4 separate regions of the Homo sapiens genome follow, and regions 2, 3 and 4 are each linked to region 1. Evidence: chromatin loops called from intact Hi-C (ENCODE). Cell type or tissue: mammary epithelial cell. All regions are shown on one strand. Region 1 overlaps MAP4K5 (mitogen-activated protein kinase kinase kinase kinase 5). Region 2 holds the start of LOC124903312 (a long non-coding RNA gene). Region 3 overlaps DMAC2L (distal membrane arm assembly component 2 like). Region 4 overlaps CDKL1 (cyclin dependent kinase like 1).

The links. Hi-C counts contacts between places; a loop is a spot of excess contacts. Peaks named below come from ENCODE experiments on the same cell type or tissue, not always from the same donor. Only the 100,000 strongest peaks of a DNase experiment are listed, where the experiment ranks them.
Region 2: a loop joins it to region 1, with 9 times the contacts of the local background. A loop is called at or near these places in 12 of 110 quality-filtered maps.
Region 3: it touches region 1 in a loop (6-fold over the local background); 11 of 110 quality-filtered maps call a loop at or near these places.
Region 4: it touches region 1 in a loop (2.2-fold over the local background); 5 of 110 quality-filtered maps call a loop at or near these places.

What each region holds. Positions count from the first base shown.
Region 1 is chr14:50,451,130-50,456,129 of GRCh38, forward strand. The region is part of intron 14 of MAP4K5 (mitogen-activated protein kinase kinase kinase kinase 5); the gene reads right to left. Among named protein-coding and RNA genes, the nearest start is that of CDKL1, 57 kb to the left of the region's middle. In mammary epithelial cell, no CTCF peak of the experiment used is centred here; DNase peaks (open chromatin) are centred at 2,032 and 2,452; H3K27ac peaks cover 2,646 bases.
Region 2 is chr14:50,519,279-50,524,278 of GRCh38, forward strand. The region is part of intron 2 of MAP4K5 (mitogen-activated protein kinase kinase kinase kinase 5); the gene reads right to left. It overlaps LOC124903312 (a long non-coding RNA gene), which reads right to left and starts at 291. Exons shown (of 2, transcript XR_007064160.1): 1 at 251-291. RefSeq lists enhancers at 2,442-2,501, 2,628-2,677. In mammary epithelial cell, no CTCF peak of the experiment used is centred here; a DNase peak (open chromatin) is centred at 2,343; H3K27ac peaks cover 1,305 bases.
Region 3 is chr14:50,318,184-50,323,183 of GRCh38, forward strand. It overlaps DMAC2L (distal membrane arm assembly component 2 like), which reads left to right. Exons shown (of 6, transcript NM_001382507.1): 3 at 3,300-3,411; 4 at 4,328-4,536. The coding sequence starts at 3,305. Among named protein-coding and RNA genes, the nearest start is that of DMAC2L, 8.4 kb to the left of the region's middle. RefSeq lists an enhancer at 2,888-2,947. In mammary epithelial cell, CTCF peaks have their summits at 25 and 3,017 (motif pointing right); DNase peaks (open chromatin) are centred at 1,318, 2,298 and 3,208; H3K27ac peaks cover 3,606 bases.
Region 4 is chr14:50,340,244-50,345,243 of GRCh38, forward strand. It overlaps CDKL1 (cyclin dependent kinase like 1), which reads right to left. Exons shown (of 10, transcript NM_004196.7): 4 at 4,743-4,815; 5 at 1,889-1,979; 6 at 789-989. Among named protein-coding and RNA genes, the nearest start is that of DMAC2L, 30 kb to the left of the region's middle. In mammary epithelial cell, CTCF peaks have their summits at 866 (motif pointing right) and 2,679; DNase peaks (open chromatin) are centred at 2,618 and 4,108; H3K27ac peaks cover 808 bases.

The DNA.
Region 1 (5,000 bases):
TGACTGAAAGTCTAGATCCAAAAAATGCTTGCCTGAAATGAAATTCACTGAACAGTAGACTCAATACTGTAAAAAAGATCAATAAGCTTCAAGTCACGGCAACAGAAACAAAACTGAAGTACAGTGAAGAAAAAAAAAAACTTACGTGTGGATACATGAAGAAGAGTGTAGTGGGAGTACAAAGCCTCCACGACCTGTAGACAACATTCAGTGTTCTTACGTATATAACTGGAGTCCCAGAAGCAGAGGAGAGAGACTGGGGCAGAAATTTTGAATAAATAGTGGCCAAGCATTTTCCAAATTTGATGAAAAATATTAACCTACAGATCTAAGAGGCTCAATCAGCCCAAGATAGAATACAAAGAAAAAATGCAGACACATCACAAATTGCTTAAAAACAAAACAAAACCCACAAAAGTTTCATACTGCAGTACCTCATATCTTTTTTTAAAAACTGAGTTGATGTCATGAATTGGGTTATAATTGGCAGCTTTAAAAAATACTCATGTAGAAGAACTTACAGATATGTTACAGGTTTTTTTTTTCAAAAATAGTTATTCTGTCAATATAGGCTTTTATTTGGTAATTATAGTCTATTTTTAGGATGAATATAGCTTGTCGAAAAGCCTCAACTATACCAATGGTTAAAAAAAAACAAAACGTGTCTTGAGTTTGCGCTTCCTACTTGGGAAATCTGTGATTACTTCTCTGGAGACAGAAACACTTACCTCCCTAGAACTGTTACTAAAGAGATTTGTAAGACAATATAGATGCTTCCTAACTGACAAAGGCTTGACTTACAAGTTTTCTGACTTTCTCGTGGTACAAAAGTGATATGCATTCAGTAGAAACTGTACTTTGAATTTTGATCTTTTCCCAGTCTAGGGATATACGGTATGATACTCTCTTGAGATGCTGGACAGCGACAGCAAGCCGCAGCTCCCAGTCAGCTACCCTAACATTAAGTATTCTGAGCGTGTTTAAGCTGGCTGGGCTAAGTTATGATGTTTGGTAGGTTAGGTATATTAAATGTTTTTTTGACTTATGATATTTTCAACTTAAATGGGTTTATTAGGATGTAACCCCATCATAAATCGGGGAGCATCTGTACCTCTCACTCAAAATCTCTATTGCCTTTATCACTCTTAGCCTTCAGGTAAGATAAAAAGGACAAATAGAAATCTCAAACTGAAGTTGGTTAAACTTTCAGAAATCCTGAGACTTCCTTAGCCTAAAGGGTTTTTTGTTGTTGTTTTTCTCTTTTGCCTGAATGACAAGTGACGGCAGTTCCCCTGGAGCTCATTAACTCTATGAACCAAAATCTGGGCATCCTATACATCTGGGAATACTGCCATCATCTCAAGTTACTATGTTTATTACATTTCCAGTTATTAACTGTAACTCAGAGTACACACAGTTTTCCATTCAAACAGGTCCAGGAAGCATTTCCTCTGAAACAACCTTTATATTAAAATTCAGAGACTGTCTTCTGGAAAACTGCCCTCTAAACTCAATAAATAGAATTTTGCCAGGTGCTGTTAATAACTAATGCAACAGTAAAATAGGGTGTTGATCCCTGTATTCATGTCTCTCAAACATAGAGACATACGCCAATCTTAAATTGCTGGAAGACTGTCCCAGCAGGACACCTCAAAAAGAGGTGACAAGGAATCCTTCTGAAGCAGATGACTACAAAAAGAAGAGGGCTTCCACCCAAGTCAGTTGGACCAAACTGATAACTACATGAAAAGTCTGCCCAAGACCCATGGAAAGATAACTGGAGCCACTGGTTGTTTTACTTTAACCTGCAACAACAGTACTTTATTTCTTAGTCACATTTCCCCCCACTTTTTGCTAGCTGGAGGTTTTGGACTGTTGACAGATGCTTGTTACTTCTTTATGATGATACCTGTAGAGTCCCTATTCTTACTATTGCCCTTTGCAGCCTTAGTCAGTCTGGAGAATGAGTCTAACACCTGGCTGAAATTTACTTGTGAGTCAGCTAAAACTATACAATTAAACTAACTGTTAGGCTTATACTCTTCGTGAATACCTCCTACCTTCCCTTGGTGCCAATTCCTTGTAATCAGCTGGTTTCCTAGGTAACGACTCAACCACCAATACACTCTTCAGATGACAAACCAAAAAAAAAAAAAGAAAAAAAATTAGGTAATTTAGCTAATACAGTCATATCTGAATCAGACTGAGAAAGTAGGAAATCTGTCTTGCCATTCATAAAGCTGAAAGGACAGACACAAATCCAAATGCAAAGTCAACAAGAAACAATGTTTCTCCCAAGGATACTTTGTACATGTAAAGTTTCATATAATGACCCCCTCTGAGTTATTCTGCTTTCTAACTGAGAAATGTCTCTCTCTCTAAAATCACTGACTGCCAGAAACATTGCTACATGAAATCACATTTAGAATGAATCATCCTATTCTTGCCTGGACTAAATCACTGACACAGAGAAACAGACTCAATTTCCAGTCCAGATGCAGAGCTTCAAATAAAGGCATTTCTGAACACAACACTTCAAAAAGTTTCCAAGGAAACATACTCCCGGGTTTACTTTAACAGCGGAGACCTGATGTTCACCCTTTCAGATACATCCCTACTTTGCATTAAGTCATCATTTAAAATTCACCTGAACTCTACTCTTTCCAAAATCCTGTATTTCTTTTCCCTTGTTTGATGAAATCTTGAATGGTTTGGTTCCTCTGGTGTGTGTTCTCTCTCACTGCAGGGAGTCAGTAAACCTGACTTTGTTGGACTACACATTTGCCCCTGGTGGTCTTAGACTGATTGGGTGTGATTCATAATAATCATTTATGTCCACTAAAAATACACTGTAAAAATGCTTACAGTAGTCATAATAGCCCAAAACCAGAAATAAATCAAATGCTCATCAACAGAAGAATGGATAAATTGTGGTATGGTCATACAATGGAATACTACAGTGTAGTGAAAACTGAACTATTACTACACATGACTCTAACAGACATAAAGTTGAGTAAAAGAAGCCAGGAACAAAAGTTGCTTTTTGTATAATTCCATTTACCTGAAGGTCAAGATCAGGTAAAAGCCAGTTTATGTGACAGAGATCAGAATAGTAATTCGCCTGGGCGGAGAGAGGGCAGGCGAGTATAGAATTTAAGAAAACTGATTGTGAAGGCTCTCGTGAGGGAACCTTCTGAGATTCTGATCATGTTCTAACTCATATTTTTAGCTGGGTGGTAGTTATATGAGTGTATATATTTAAAAATTTACCCTGGAGTATTCGTAAGATTTGAGCATTTTACTGTATGTAAGCTACCACTTCAATTTAAAACACTGAAACAAAAAACAGAGTAGAAATAAATAGTATAAAATCTATCAAACCAACAAAAGCAAAGTGGTAAAACATTCCTGATAAATACAAAAGAAGTTTCACAAAAATTTAAAGACAAGTCATTAATAAAGTGACCTTCTACTCTACCGCTTTGTCTGGTGCTTTAAGCAACCAGAACTTACTCTATGAGGATATTAGTATTTTGGGCTAATATTATGGAATATAAAAGAACTAAATCTTATCTCTGAAGAAGCCTATTTTGATTAAGAAGACTGAATATCATAAATATGTCAACTCTCCCAAAGTAATAAGATCTGTGTAAAAACAATGAATTTTTCTGTTTTTTTTTAACCACATAAGCTGATTCTTAAGTTTATGTGGGGAAGAAGGCACAATAGCCAAATGTCATAATGAAAAAGAAGTGTGACAAGGTACATATGTGTGTGTTGTGGGGAGGGGCAGAGAGTAGGAGTAGGATTAGTTCTAACAGATATTATCAAGATATAATAATCAAAAGTATGCTACTGGCACAAAAACAGACATGCAACAGAATAGAATTTCCAGAATAGAATAGAATTTCCAGAAACAACCCTAAAATATCTATGCCAATTCGGTATATAATAAAGATGGCATATCAAATCCATGAGTAGAAAGATTGCATTTTCAATAAATAATGAAACAAATGAGTAGTCATCTAGAAAGAAACTCAAGTTGAATCCATACTTCTTACCTTCTACCAAATAATGTATATCAGGTTTTTAAATATTAAAAAAAGAAACTAAAAACACAAGAAGAAACAATAGGAAAATTATTTGATAACTCTGGAATCGAGAAAGCCTTCTAAATATGACACAAAACCCAAAACTATACGAGAAAAGATAGATAAAATAGACTACATTAATGGAATACTACAGAACTGCATAAAATAAAGAATATGATGTTACAATGGAATATCAACTTTGTTACTTTTCTCTTTAGTATTGGAGGCCCACAGACTTCACCTCAGATTATAAAAGGAGAGAACAGCATAAGAAGATATCATCAATCTAGGCACTAACAAAGACACTAAATCTTGAATTACTGGCTTAATTATGAAAAGGCCTGATTGAAACAACTGAGAAGGGAAAGATACTCTAACTCTCTAGTGACTAAGAGTTTTAAAGCTATGTCCAGAAAGCTAGAAATGTTTGGGTTTATGAAAACTCAGACTTAAACAAAATGCACACTGGCAATCATTCTAATTAGCTCAAATATTTAATGAATTATTTTCCTCTAGTATGGTTTACAATTTTATTTGATTTTGTTAGTCATAAACCTTATTTTAATATAAACTACTTTAAATCTCTCAGAACAAGTATTCATTTAAGGCAATAAACCAGAGAACTAAAACGTCTTTACGAATCTGTAGTTCTAAATTAATTTAGCTAAGGTGACAAATATTGATAGAAAATTTTCATCTGTCAATGATTATTAAATTAAAAACTAATCTCGCTTTTGAAATATTTCCTTTAGAAAGATTCATCTTAGTGCTAATCTGATTTTTAAAACCTGAAACCAACCCAAATGTACAGTGAGAGTAAACTGGCTAACTACAATATATCAATTAATGAAACAGAATGCAATCGCTAAACAGAATGGTTATAAAGTCTATACTAATATATGGAAATTA
Region 2 (5,000 bases), 68 kb after region 1:
ATATGAATTTTTAAAAGTTGGGAATGTTTATCTCTTGGTAAAGGAGACACAAGTAATTTTTCATTCCTATATAGTTTTAAAAATGAACATGTATCACCAGGTACAGTGGCTCATGCCTGTAATCCCAGCACTTCGGGAGGTCAAGAAGGGCAGATCACCTGAGGTCAGGAGTTTGAGACAAGCCTGGCCAACACGGTGAAACCCTGTCTCTATAAAAATACAAAAATTAGTCAAGTGTGGTGGCACGCACCTGTAGTCCCAGCTACTCGGGAGACTGAAGCAGGAGAATTGCTTGAACCTGGGAGGCGGAGGTTGTAATGAGTCGAGATTGTGCCACTGTACTCCAGCCTGGGCGACAAAGTGAGACTCCATCTCAAAAAATAAATAAAATAAATAAAAATAAAAATAAAAAATGAACATGTATCACTTAAAATGTATTTTGAAAATAAAAAGGTAGGTAAAAGAAGGCTATCTATGCCAAGGCAAGAAGAGAGAGACAAACATATAGGAAGGTGAGTCCTACCTGTAGATCTTTACTACTACATTAAGAATAACAGGAAACAATTCCTGGAAAAAACTGGTAAAGGACCCAAACATCTCTAGCATGTATTACAATGAAGAACCAAAGCTGAAAATGCAAAACTAGTTCCTTAAAAGATGTCTTTAAAAATATATTAAGTTACACCTGATTCTTTCTGATTTGGATACATGAAGAGTTAATAAGGGGGTCAAGAAGGCACGGGGCACCAACAAAGGGATGCATGCATGTGAGAAATAACACATTATTTCATAAGACAAAGCTGGGGCTGGGCGTGGTGGCTCACACCTGTAATCCTAGGACTTTGGGAGGCCGAGGCGGGTGGATCACGAGGTCAGGAGCTCAAGACCAGCTTGGCCAACATAGTGAAACCCTGTCTCTATTAAAAATACAAAAATTTGGCCGGGCGTGGTGGCTCACGCCTGTAATCCTAGCACTTTAGGAGGCCAAGGTGGACACATCACCTGAGGTCGGTAGTTCAAGACCAGCCTGGGCAACATGGTGAAACCCCATCTCTACTAAAATAAAAAAGAAATTAGTCGGGCATGGCAGCGTGCGCCTGTAGTCCCATCTACTCAGGAGGCTGTGGCAGAAGAATTGCTTGAACCCGGGAGGCGAAGGTAGTAGTGAGCCGAGATCATGGCACTGCATTCCAGCCTGGGCGACAGAGCAAGACTCTGTCTCAAAAAAAGACAAAGCTGGAAGTCACAATCCTTCTCAGGCAGTCCTAATTATCCTAAATCAGAAAGAAGCAAACAAAACTAGCTAATGCTACTTAAGGCAGGTTATTCTATCTGCCTGAAATCATTCACATTTTATAATTTATAACAGCATTACAGAGCCTAGTTTATAGGACTCAGTTAATTAACAATAAACATAAATATAAAGTTCCAACAAAATGAGGACAAGAGAAGGCACAGCAGGAAGAATATGCAGCAACCAAAAACGGGACCGTTTCTGGTTTTAGTTATTTGTATTGTAAGGTGGCTATCGGCAAAGTCATCTTTTTTTTTTTTTTTTTTTGAGATGGAGTTTCACTCTTGTTGCCCAGGCTGGAGTGCAGTGGCGCGATCTTTGCCCACCGCAACCTCCACCTCCCAGTTCAAGTGATTCTCCCACTTCCAGCCTCCCAAGTAGTTGGGAATACAGGCTTCCACCACCACACCCAGCTAATTTTTGTATTTTTCGTAGACAGGGTTTCAACATGTTGGCCAGGCTGGTCTCAAACTCCTGACCTCAGGTGATCCACCCACCTTGGCCTTCCAAAGTGCTGGGATTATAGGTGTGAGCCACCACACCCGGGCAAAGTCATTTTGATAGTAAAGGTAAATCAAGCCTGGGCTCTGAATGGAAACATGAGGGTCAGAGTAATGACCAAGTGATAACCAGGAAGAAGTGCATCTGAAAACTGGTGCTGAGACCTAAAGTTTTACGTATTGAAATCAGTCCATAAATCCCTCATTTCTCAGTAGAGGGGTAAGGCTTCTAAGCCTCATCTGACCATAATATGTATAGTGCCTACAGCATGGCAGACAATGTGTTAAGGACTATGTGTAGAGTAGTGAATTTAAAGATGCAGTCCTAAGGTGGCTTGGAATAATGGAAAGAGCAGAGACTGGAATCAGAAGATCTAGATTCAAGTCCTTACAGTGCCATCTACTAACAGTAAGATTGAGGGTAACAGTAAGTTTCTTCTTGGGTAAAATAGGGATGATAGCACATCTGTTCCACCTACTTCACTAGATTATCGTGTGAAACAAATCACACACTGATCATGAGAGTGTTATACAAACATTAGTCATTCTTAGTCATTTTAATCCAATTTCATTTTCATAAATATGTTGGAAGGCGGGGGCCAGTATGACTCACTAGCCCAAACACCTCCAAGGACAGATCTGACTATCAGCTGGGCTTCCCACATCATCATCTCAAAATCTCCATGAGAGATTATATTTAACAGAAATAAAATTATATTAGGCCTAAATTCATCTTGTCCTTCTCAGAGAGTCATCTACCCTCTCAAACTTGACTAGTACTTCACGTCACTGGAAAGCAATAGCCTTCTAATAAAACTCTCCATATACAAATACTCAAAATAGTCCAATACCACCAAGTGAATTCATTTATCTTAGTCAAAGTTCTCAAACTGACAACAAAGCCCCAAAAACACAAGTATTGCTTGTTAATAGAGTTCATGTTTTTCTTTCTGTGTTCTTGGTCTGAAACCACAATGTTAGTTTACAAGTGAAACCCTTTTAAATTTTGAAAGCAAAACTAAAAAAAGAAATCTAAGTCAATCTGTATTCTATCCCATTTGTCTTCATAAAATACACTGGAAATGAAGATCAAAGTGAAAATGCTAAACCTATGTAAACAAAGAACTAGAATACTAGATGAATAAGCCCAAGGTTGCAGCTGTATCCACAAGTCAATCTGGGGACTACACTAGTGATGCATTGCTATACTTGCACTAGTGACGGCACTGTTTTATGTCTATCTTCACCAAGTTGAAAGTACTTTTTACTTCTTTTACAGTTTTCATAACATGTATTTTGCTCCCAGGTATGGTTCAGAGCTTCACATTCATCATTAGAACCATATTTTCTCTTTAGGCAGTCACAAAATAAGCCTACCTCTGAACAGTAAGAAAAATAAATAATAAGATTTTACCCAGATGACTTTTAAAATAGTAAATATCCACAACAGTAGCACATCATCCCAATAAAACATGTTTTATTTTCGCAGTGACCTTATACAACATTTAACATAACATTTATTTAATAAGAAATATAATTTAAAGTTTTTGAAGGACAATCCTTCCTCTCTTATTTTCTACTGTTAAGCTATTTTTCCAAGTTATTCACTCTCTCACTCAAATATGAAAACCAAGAGTCTCTCATAATGTCAGACACAGGACACAAAAAGGACAGTATATTCATATAGTTCAGCTGTGTTACTATCAAAAAATAAGAAAGTAGGTGATGTTTTGATATCAAATGTCAGAGAAATAACATCACATACATCTATTTTTTATTACCTTCAGATTTTTAGGCATTGGACTAGACTCTTAATATTTAAAGATCAAAGTATACTGGTGGAGAGAAGACATAAGAAACAGCTACATTTTCTTTGCTTACAAATTCATGCTTAAAAAAATAACATAAGACTTGGTAACCTACAACCAACTGCTGAACTTAATTAAAAATCACAATGGGCTGGGCGCAGTGGCTCACACCTGTAATCCCAGCACTTTGGGAGGCTGAGGCGGGTGGATCACCTGAGGTCGGGAGTTCGAGACCAGCCTGACCAACATGGAGACATCCCATCTCTACTAAAAATACAAAATTAGCCGGGCGTGGTGGCCCATGCCTGTAATCCCAGCTACTAGGGAGGCTGAGGCAGGAGAATCGCTTGAACCTGGGAGGTGGAGGTTGCGGTGAGCTGAGATCACACCATTGCACTCCAGCCTGGGCAACAAGAGCGAAACTCTGTCTCAAAAAAAAAAATCATAAATAAATAAAAATCACAATGACCTGTGGTCCTGCACCAGTCAATAAGGCATGGTGATGGCCATGCTTGTGTCTTAGATAATATGCCTGCCCCTAAGCTTAGAATTCAGCTACAGACACAGGTTCCGGTGACTCAATAAGAAAGAGATTTAAGACTTCCTTTGATTACCCAGTTATCCACTTGGTTAACTCCCTAATGCCCTTCAAGTCTGTTCAAATCTAACCTTTTCAATGAGGCCTACCCTGACCATCCTTATATAATTCCCCAACCTGCCTTCTTCACTCCATTCAGGCATTCCTGATCCTCCTTAACCATTCAACCTTTTCTTCTTTCTATACCTTTAATCTCCTTGTAACGTATTATACAATGTGTTTATTATGTTTGTTGTCTCTCTCCCCCCACTAAAATTTGAGTTCCATGAGGGGAGGAATCTTTGTCCGCTTTGTTCACTAGATGTATCACAAGGCACCACAACAGTGTCTGCCCCATAGGAGGCCTTCTATAAGTATTTGTTGAATGTTAAATACTCCTTTGCATCCTGTCCTCCCAGTTCTCCATCCCAGCTCCCATTCATTAACATGCCTCACTCTAACCATGCTCGCAGTGGAACAACTAGGACTGGAAATAAACAAACAAGGCTCCAGATCAGAAAGGGAGGGAGGTTTTTACATTTATCCCCTACTCTAGTCCCTAAAAATCCATCCTATGTTTTTTCCTTTTATCTGCTTTCTGAATTCTCAATTCCTCCCAAATTCTTTGTCTTGATTTCCTTCTCTGTAGAATTCCATCTCTAAACTCAGCAATCGTCTTAGACACTTGGGTGATACGACAAACTTAAAGAATGGTAACTGAATGCTGTAATCACTCAGTCTTGATGAAAGTAAAACCCTGAAACAAGAAGAAACATTTGTGTGCCTCATTTCTCTTTCCTGTCATAGCTAAGCTGCTTCAG
Region 3 (5,000 bases), 130 kb before region 1:
GCTAGATTCACTAACTTCCCACTAGAGGTCTCCTCTTTCCCTATAGAAAGCGTTCCCAAAGGCAACTGTTTGGACTCAAGTAGGAATAATTTGCAAAATCATTAGCAAAGTTGCAGTTGAAATGTAAAAACCTACCAATTTTTGTTACCTCTATTGCCAAATATAAATTTAATTTTTATGTTTAAAACATTTTAAATCTAATATCTTGTGTTTTTAGAGATTACAGCCTAAGTAAATTTGGCCTTTCGTTTAAGCTAAATTATAAGATGGGCCAAAATGAATCAAGCAAAAATATTCAGTTTTCAAAGACCACTCTAATTCACCTGCTTAATAACAGTTTAACTGGTTTTACCTTTCTCCATGGAAACATGTCAACCGTTGAAGACTATTAATAAACAAATATTTATTAAACTTTTGCATTATGCTGAGAAAAATGGAAATGAATAAGATGCCATCCTTGTTCTTTTACTTTGCATACTCTTTTTTCGTTCTAACTGGAATTTTTTTTTTCATATTCTGCTTCTGCTTCTAGACTAACTGAAAACTCTTAATCATTAAGACCCATTTCAAAAGACACCTCTAGTGTGAAGGCCTTCTTCTCACTCCCTTCTCTAGATTCTCATGGTATTTGTTCACACCTCTATTATCCAACCACGTTGGGTGTTATTTATCTCTTTATATGTTATCTCTCTTTATTAAATTATATGTTCTATGAGGTCAGGAACCTTGTCTTTCTGTGTGTCTCTTTCTCCTTTGTTCTTGTTTTTGTTTGTTTTGTCTTACCATTGTTGCCTTTGCACTAAGTATAGCAGACATTCAATAAACATTTTTTGAGCGAATGAATGAATGGACATGGCATTTGAGTAAGGTCTTGAGGTTGGGTGGGATTTCCACAGATTGATGGTGATGGGGGAGGGAGGCTAAGAGAAAACAGCCTGAGTAGAAGCTGGGAAAGCCCATATTTGTAAATAAGATTGACAACTAATAGAGTTATTCAAGGTGGGCACAGGCAGAGAGCGCTTTAACAAAAAGTTGGAAAGGGTTGAGAACATGATAAGAGGTAGTGGAGCAGAGGCTTGCAGTAATGAAGACGGCTGTAGTGAAAAAGGGATGAAAGGGTAGTTGGTTCTGTCTTCAGTTCACATCTCTCACTGTTCCACGGCCTCAGCATCCTCAATCACTTCCTCAGCTTTAAGGTGTTTCCCTCTCAGGCATCTTTCTAGTCCTCTTCTTTCTCTTGAATTCCAGAACCATGTAATGATTGAGGAAAGGACCCTGGGCTGGTAGAGAACTGGGTTCAGGTTTCAACACTGCCACCAATTAGTCATGAAACATTGAGCAAGTCCCTTTAAACACATGCATTTATTAATACCCCACCTTGTTTCAGAAAGGATTTAGGATGTCAGGAAGTTACTTAATATCAGGGCTTCAGTTTCCTCACCTCTAAATGAGAGATTTCATCCAGGTGATCTAAATTCCTTACAGCTCTAATGTTTTGTGACCTCTGATTCCAATGATTTGTTGGTCATCTGCACTTAGAAATCCTGCTAACACTTAGTATGTAGATTATGAAAAACTAAAAGAAAAAAATCTGAACCTATAACCCTGTTCTCCTAATGTGATTTCTTTTAATGGCATCACCATCCTACTACCAGTGACCCAGGGCCAAAACTTGGTGTCATTTTCAACTCCTCTAGCCCTTGCCCCTACATCTCACTTAACTGAGTCATATGGAACTAACTATGTAATGTCATTCCCATCCTTCCCCAACTAGGCCCTTTCGTATGGCCTCATGTGATTGAAGCCCTTGCTGACTGGCTGTCCCATTCTGTTGACCCTTAATCTTGATGCTGCTGAGTCAATTTCTTGAAGCACAACCGTAACAATGCCAATGCTTTGTTCTATTTTATTTATTTATTTATTTTTGAGATGGAGTCTCACTCTGTTGTCCACGCTGGAGTGCAGTCTGGTACAATCTCAGCTTACTGCAATCTCTGCCTCCCGGGTTCAAGCGATTCTCCTGCCTCAGCCTCCCGAGTAGCTGGGACTACAGGCGCATGCCACCATGCCTGGCTAATTTTTTATTTTTTTATTTTTTGGTATTTTTAGTAGAGACAGAGTTTCACCGTGTTAGCCAGGATCGTCTCGATATCCTGACCTCGTGATCTGCCTGCCTCGGCCTCCCAAAGGGCCAGTGCTTTGTTCAGAAACCTCGGTGACTCCCTGCTACATACAGAATACAGTCCAAATTCCCTGGCTGAGCATGCAAAACACTTCACGACCTGACTGTGCAAGTTGCCTGCCTCTTCTCATGACTCACATGTGCTAGTGAAACTGAAAATAACATGCCTTAAATGTTCCTGCTTCAGCTAATAATCTGGCATAATTTTTCCTGGCACCTTTGTTTGTTGAAATCCTTTCTGTCCTTATTTTAACTCTTTTGAGGCATTTATCAAGTTCTGTCACTTATTTTAACTACTTGATAACGTGTCTTAGCCCACTCCATCCTGCATTAAATTGTCAGATGCTCAAAGCAAACACCATGTTTCATTTATCTTTGTCTCCCCATCTCCTCCTCCCTGCCACATCCAGTCCCCTGCACACACCTAGCATACTACTAGGGAAACTTGAATTGAGGTCAATCAAATCGAAACCTACTCCAGGAATCACTTTCTCAAATTATGGTTATACATTTTGACAGCTGGAAATTAAGCAAATCATCTCATTTTACAAATGAGAAAACCAGAGGTCAGAGAGGTGAAGTTACTTGCCCAGTCTTTCCCAGCTGCCCTTAAAACAGTTTTTTTGTTTACACTGCTCTGGTAACACCACTTGCAGCCTTGTCATAGGTAGATCTATTTTCATGTCTCCTCTTCTTTCCTGGATGCAAGCATCTTAACCTTGACACGTTGCTCTTTCGGTGATTTTAGTCTGTCATTTTGATGCTGGAAATATAGATGGGGAATAGAGGAGCCAGCTTCAGCAAATTCATAGCTACAGCGCCTGAATGGACACTAGATGGCAGTACGACAGGCAGACTCCAATTGAGGTTTCAACAGTGGAACTTAACGTTCTAGCCGGAAGGAGCCTTAGACACCATCCAGTCCAACCCCTCATTTTTTTGCAGCAAACAAATAAAAAACCCCAAGAACAAGAAACAGGAGTGACTTGCTCAGTAATTGTTGAGTGGCAAGTGAGTCATCAGCTTTATCAGTACAAGAGCATTGACTCTGAAGTAAGTTGCTATATGTATGGGACTCGGATGATGATCTAATGTAAGTACTGTTTTGTGTGTCTAGATCAAATGATGCCGTTTGGAAAAATTTCCCAGCAGTTGTGTGGCGTAAAGAAACTCCCATGGTCATGTGACTCCAGATACTTCTGGGGCTGGTTGAATGCAGTGTTTAATAAGTAAGTTACTCTAAATAAAGTGAAGAAATGTGGAGATGGTTACAGCTAAATAAGTTCCCAATAGCTTGTTTGGCTATTTCTCATATTTACAGTTTGTGCAGTGTGATCCTAATTTTGTTTACAAACAAACAAAACCCACACAAACATGGAAAAAACACCAGAAAAACAGATTACAAAATATTAATTGTGGCTGTTTGGGTTGCAGGATTTCGATGATTTTTCTTACTTGTCCTTTTGATATATTTCAAGTTTTCTAAAACATTTTATAATCAGAAAAACTTATTAAATATAATTTTAAAGTATTTTATTTTTATGGCTTTTTAAAGGAATGTAGTTAACCTTTTGAATTCTATCAAAGTAACTTGGGTTTTCAAAAAATTAGTGGGTGGCACACTTAGAAATGTCATTTTGAAACTTGAAACTAACCTTCTAATTACTTAATACAGCATTATGATCACTAGCTAGAGAAAAAAGCATATGTAGAAATTAATAAATATCACTTAATGAGATTAATTTGACCACAGATTCAGAATTATTTTCTCTTTAATCTTTTGTTATTAATACAAATTCTAACCAAGTATAGTCATTCGTAGAATAGTTACTAAGTATCTCTGGTGTCAAGCACTGTACTATATGTGAATCAATGAAACGTTGTGTCTGATAAATTCATATAAAAATAATACGCCTTGACAGCGTTCACGTGGAAACAAAAACAAAACTAAAAAAGTCAGCAGATAGACTGCAGGTTTTTTTGTTTTTGTTTTTGTTTTTTTTGCATGGATCTCACTAATTTATCTTCCTCGTCAGTCACTTGAAATGAAAATTTGTTGCGTTCTGTATTATTTATGTCAGTTAATATAGTTAACAAGCTAGTGATTATTGTAAAAGCAAACTGCTTTTTTTCTCTTGCCAACAGGGTGGATTATGATCGCATCAGGGATGTTGGCCCTGACAGGGCGGCATCCGAGTGGTTGCTGCGCTGTGGGGCCATGGTGCGCTACCATGGCCAGGAGAGGTGGCAGAAGGACTACAACCACCTTCCAACAGGCCCTCTGGACAAATACAAGATTCAGGCGATCGACGCCACCGACTCTTGTATCATGAGCATTGGATTTGATCACATGGGTAACTACCCTATCGTTTTGCTAATAGAAAATGCAGATGATTTGCAGTGACCATTTTGTTGCAGTTGACTCACGATTATAGTCATAGGTATGTCCTTTTTGCCCATTTCATTATAGTCAAGTTTGTTTCTTCCTGTGTTTGATATTTATTTTCAAATTAAATTGAGGTTACAGACACCTTCCTCTCCTTCCTCCTCTCACTAAGCTTGTTTCTGTATGTCTCTAGTCTTTGGTTTATTGACTTAAAATCCAGGGCCTTGTTTGTCAAACTATCTTTGTCAAACTTCTGTCATTGAGAAGCCCTCAATAATGCAGGAATAATTATATCCACACAGCTTCTGCTTACGTGGGCATTTTTTTTTCTTTCTTTCTTTTTTTTTTTTTTGAGACAGAGTCTTGCTCTGTCGCCTAGGCTGGAGTGCAGTGGCGCGATCTCAGCTCACTGCAAGCTCTGCCTCCCAGGTT
Region 4 (5,000 bases), 110 kb before region 1:
ACACTGGTGGAGGGTAAGTAGAAATATAAGACGTGGTCTCACCATCAGGAAGTTTACAGTATCTTTGGGAAGATAAGATTACAAGGGAAGGCATGGCGATGGCAGTTCCTACAAGAGTTTAGAGGAGGAAAAGTTTACCTTAAACTGCGATACTCAGGCGAGTAGTGTCTAAACTCCCTGACTTTGGAAGAGGGCAATCACTACTGATGGGTTTTTTTTTCTCATCTTCCCTCCCTTCTCCCCTGCCCTTCCCCTCCGCCTCCAAGGGTAGAGAGAAAGGAAAGGGCACTGGGGTGGGAAAGCAAGACGGACTGAGTGACATTACAACTAGCTTTCCTCCTGACACTTAGAAGGTTGGGAATCATTCTCCATAGAGTCTGAATAATCCAAACTAGTCAGGCAGGCTGGGATTAAGGACATCCAAATGGATTACCCCATCGTCATAAACAAGGTAAACCATGAAAGCATTCTGTAAACTGCTAAGCCCTTACAGAAATGTGAGTTTTTATTGTTGTTATTGTCATTATTAATGTTTTAACTTGATCCAAACTGCTCAAGAATCTTGGGTTGTTTTTGGACAATGAGTAAGTACTCAATAATTGTTAACTATTTTAATTAAAACAAATATGGCCACCTTTAATGGAGTCATTTAAATGAGGCTTCGAGTTTTCCTCTTTCCTAACTAATGCCTTAAAGGGCATTAGGTGAGACTGAGAACTTGGCTCTGCCCTGCCCCAACCTGGGGAAATATCCAGTTTTCCAAAAGGTGGGACAAAAACACCACTTACCCAAGGTCTTCCTAATCAGATACAGCTGATCCACATCCGATTTTCCTGGCCACAGAGGCACTCCTGACAGCAGCTCAGCAAAGACACAGCCAATTGCCCAAACATCCACCGGGGGGCCGTACTGCGTGTCCCCCACCAGCAGCTCAGGGGAGCGGTACCACCTGGTAGCCACGTAGTCTGTATAGTAGTCACTCGGTCCAGCTAGCCAGTGATGGAACATGGAAAACAAACAGCAGCGGAAGGCTGGAATCAAAACTGAGGGGGAGATCTCAGAAGTCAAGCCTGTGCCCAATTTTGTGGCCTTTCTATATCGCTGGTTCTCAATTCTAGTTGCACATTCAAATCACTTAAATAAATATTTTGTAAATTACTGATGCTCAAGCCACACTCCAGTCCAATTAAAACAGAATCCCTGGGGAGGGTCTGGGGGGGGGGGGGGGGTTATTTGGCTTAGAATTTAAAGTTCCCTGGGCACAGCGGCTCACACTTGTAATCCCAGCACTTTGGGAGGCCGAGGTAGGTGGTTTGCTTCAGCCCAGGAGTTCGAGACCAGCCTGGGCAATGTGGTGAAACCCCGTCTCTACAAAAAAAATACAAAACTTAGCCAGGTGTGGTGGCTCATGCCTGTAGTCCCAGCAATTCAGGAGGCTGAGGTGGGAGGATCACCTGAACTGGGGAGGTCGAGACTGTGGTGGGCTGTGACTGTGCCACTGCACTCCAGCCTGGGCAACAGAGTGAGACCCTGTCTCAAAAAAAAAAAAAAAAAGTTCCCCAGGTGATTCTAATCTGCCTCCAAGGTTGAAAGCCACTATTCTAAAGTAGCACTTCTGAAAAGTATTTTAGCAAGAAATGGTAGAAATCAGGGAGGTAAGATACTTTTTAATAACTACTTTACTGTGGTATAATTTATGGATAGCATACATAGGTAAACCATTGTATTATCTACACATTTTCGGTAATTACAAAATTATAATTTATAGCACACTTATGCCCTAAATATACAAGTACTATCTTGTATACTTCTAGAGCATTTAGATCCTTTGTTGTATCAAGAACTTTTTCATTTTTTATACTTAACAAAAGAAAATGTCAATACTCACTCAAAAGCCGAGCAAATCCAAAGTCACAAAGCTTAATCACGGAATGTTTCGTGATGAGGATATTTTCTGGCTTCACGTCTCTATGTATGCACTAGTGTAACAAATCAAAACAAAAACAATATTAAGGCTGAACTATATATGGGATAAATGAAACACATGACTATTTAGCAAATATTGGATAAATCATTTAAATCTCTCCTTGGCCTGTTGGACAACAGCAAAAGAGCAGCCTAAAATAAATCTAGTACCATGCCTGTCAGAGCCTGAATCATCCCAAATTCCTAAAAGGCCCAAAAGAGCCAAGAAGAGTGAAAGGAAAATGAAAGTAGGGTAGCCGGTCTTAGCAGAGAAAAATACAGGACACCCAGTTAAATTTGAATTTCAGATAAACAAATAATTTTTTTAGGATAATACATCCCATGAAGCACTTGGGATGTACTTATACTAAAAGTTATGCTTGTTTATCTGAAATTCAAATTTAACAGGGTGTCCTGTATTTAATCTGACAGTTTTAGGTGAAAGGGAAAATGTTGAAAGGTCCGGGTGAGGCTGCATCATGGTTGCAGGAGCTGCAAATTGGTGCATAAGCAGAATTCACAATTCAGTTGTTTAACTGTGAACAGAACACAGTCAGCCTCGTAAACAGGACAAGCCCTGGGCCTGCTGAGATAAGCTGGGAAGAGAAGGGTGGCAACCACAGCTTGCCAAGAGATTTCCCTTCCAGCTCTGACATTCATCCGGACAAGATAAACAAGAGTAGGCAGCAGCCCTCACCCTCTGGGGAGAGTCGCTAGATGTCAGCTCTGTCCCACACACAAGTGCTCTGAGAGCTGCAGCCACCCCTCGAGATGCGGCCCCCCCTCCAGAATTTAGACTCAAATCACCTGTGGTTTCCAGCCCACAGCCAACATTCTTAAACAGGGTGATCTTAGAGAAAAGAACGTTTGAGAATCTTCACATGATTTTCTCATTAAATGACAATTTCTTTGGCAAAGAACAAATCAACAACCTAATTAAGAGTTACTTTTTTTTTTTTTTTTTTTGAGTTGGGTCAAAATACTGCTCAGGGTCCCTAATAATCTTCCTCTTTCCCAAGTGTTTTCCTCTTAGGAGGAGAATGCTAGATCGTTTGCAACCTGAGAGACCCTCTTTGGCCTGCAGCCTGAAACCCTGGGGTTATTCTTAAGAATCTGGAGAGGACTTGGGTTCTTCTTGGGCATGACCAGTTCTCACTCCAAAGGACCTTCAGGATGAGAGATCAGTGTCAATGTTTCCCCATGGGTATTTATTATTCTGGAAAATTTGGGGTAAATAAAACAACTTTGGGATTTTATTATAATCGATCTGGTTCTTAGCAATTAACATCCTGAGATCTCTATTCTTTTTACCACTGGCTTCACATATTGCTATAAATGGGTACACCATGAATATCATGATGACATATGGTCAGAAGTACTTGTAAGCAAGCATGTGCTCCTATTCTGTTCTGGGAATTCTTTACAAGTTTCTGCACCCACCCCCATCAGCACATGGAGCCAAACAGGGTGTCTGGGGCTCTCCAGGGAACTGTGGTATGCATTATATTTGTTTTTAGCATCCCAGATCTGCCCTACCAGGGTCTTGGTGCAGTCTCTCTTGCTCCCCCATCCTAAAACCTGCTCTTGAAAGAGTGGTAAGTCATAGTAACTAACAATATGGGTGTCCACTCTCCCCTGTGTATTACAAGGATTATAGCCTTTAGCTAGTTGGAGGCTCCTCAGGGAGAAGTGCTGTCTACTCTCATACTTCCTCCTTCCGGGAATGCAGCATCAGGAAAAATCATTTGGAACAATATAAAGAAGGAGATTTAGCCCTACCACCTAAATTGACCCTGGCAGTTGAGTAAGATAAAACATTGCAGTGAAATTGCACTCATGGCCAAAACGAAGCTCTAACTTTGGAATCTGGTTTCTATGCACAGTGGGCAGTATTGTATTGGATGGGGCAGCAGGCTTCCCAGCATCTGTGAAGTCACGTCACCTGGGCAATAGTCTACTATGCCTCTACCAGCCGCCTGTGGCCAGGAGTGTCACAGGCTTTCGATAGGTTGCTTGGTTCGAGACTCGACACTCATATCTCACCAAAGCAGACACTGGCACTTTGCACTGGGTTTGGGGTTCCACCTACTGCAACTGACATACTGCAGCTAAGCAGGCATGAATCACCTGGGGTTTTCCCCAATTTCATAGCCTTTTGGGAGTACAAGACCACATAGACTCCAAGTGAATGGGGTTCTACCTTAAATCTGAGTAGTTTCTAAGCAGTATAAATGTATGACTAATTTTTTGTTCTTTGTGGTTTTTTTTTTTTTTTTTTTGAGACAGGGTCTCATTCTGTCATCCAGGTTGGAGTACAGTGGCATGATCTTGACTCACTGCAGCCTCGACCTCCCCAGCTCAAGTGATCCTTCCACCTCAGCCTCCTGAGTAGCCAGGACCACAGGCACACACCACCGCACCCAGTTCATTTTTTTTTATTTTCTGTAGAGACAGGGTTTTGCCATGTTGTCCAGGCTGGTCTTGAACTCCTGGGCTCAAGTGATCTGCCTACCTTGGCCTCCCAAAGTCCTGGGATTACATGCAGGAGCCACCATGCCTGGCACTAGTTTCTTAAAATCATAAAAATGCATGTTTTATATAACCTGAGCAAGAAGGAATAGCTAGGTTGGCATTTTTAGCCTATACTTACCCAACCAGGCTTATGAAGATTTGGGTAAAAAATTTTACCCACAGAAGTGTGACATAAACTTTGTACAAGGCTCCACCTCAGCTTAAGGGGAGCCTTGTTGCTTTTCAAAAGAGATCATGAGACTTACATTGTGTTTATGGCAAAAATTTACAGCTTGCAGTGTCTGCCAAGTTATGCTCTTCACGAGATGTTCTGGTACCCTAATAAAAATAAAGCAGCACAAACACATTCTTTAGTGTAGCCATGGAATTCAGCTCAAGAAAAGAAAAAATAAACGAAGATAGGCTTTAGTAGTGAAAAATCTTAGGTGACACATAGTCATCTTACTCATCAATCATTCCATGAATCCAAAATGTAAAAATATGCGACCAGCACACCGCTGAAG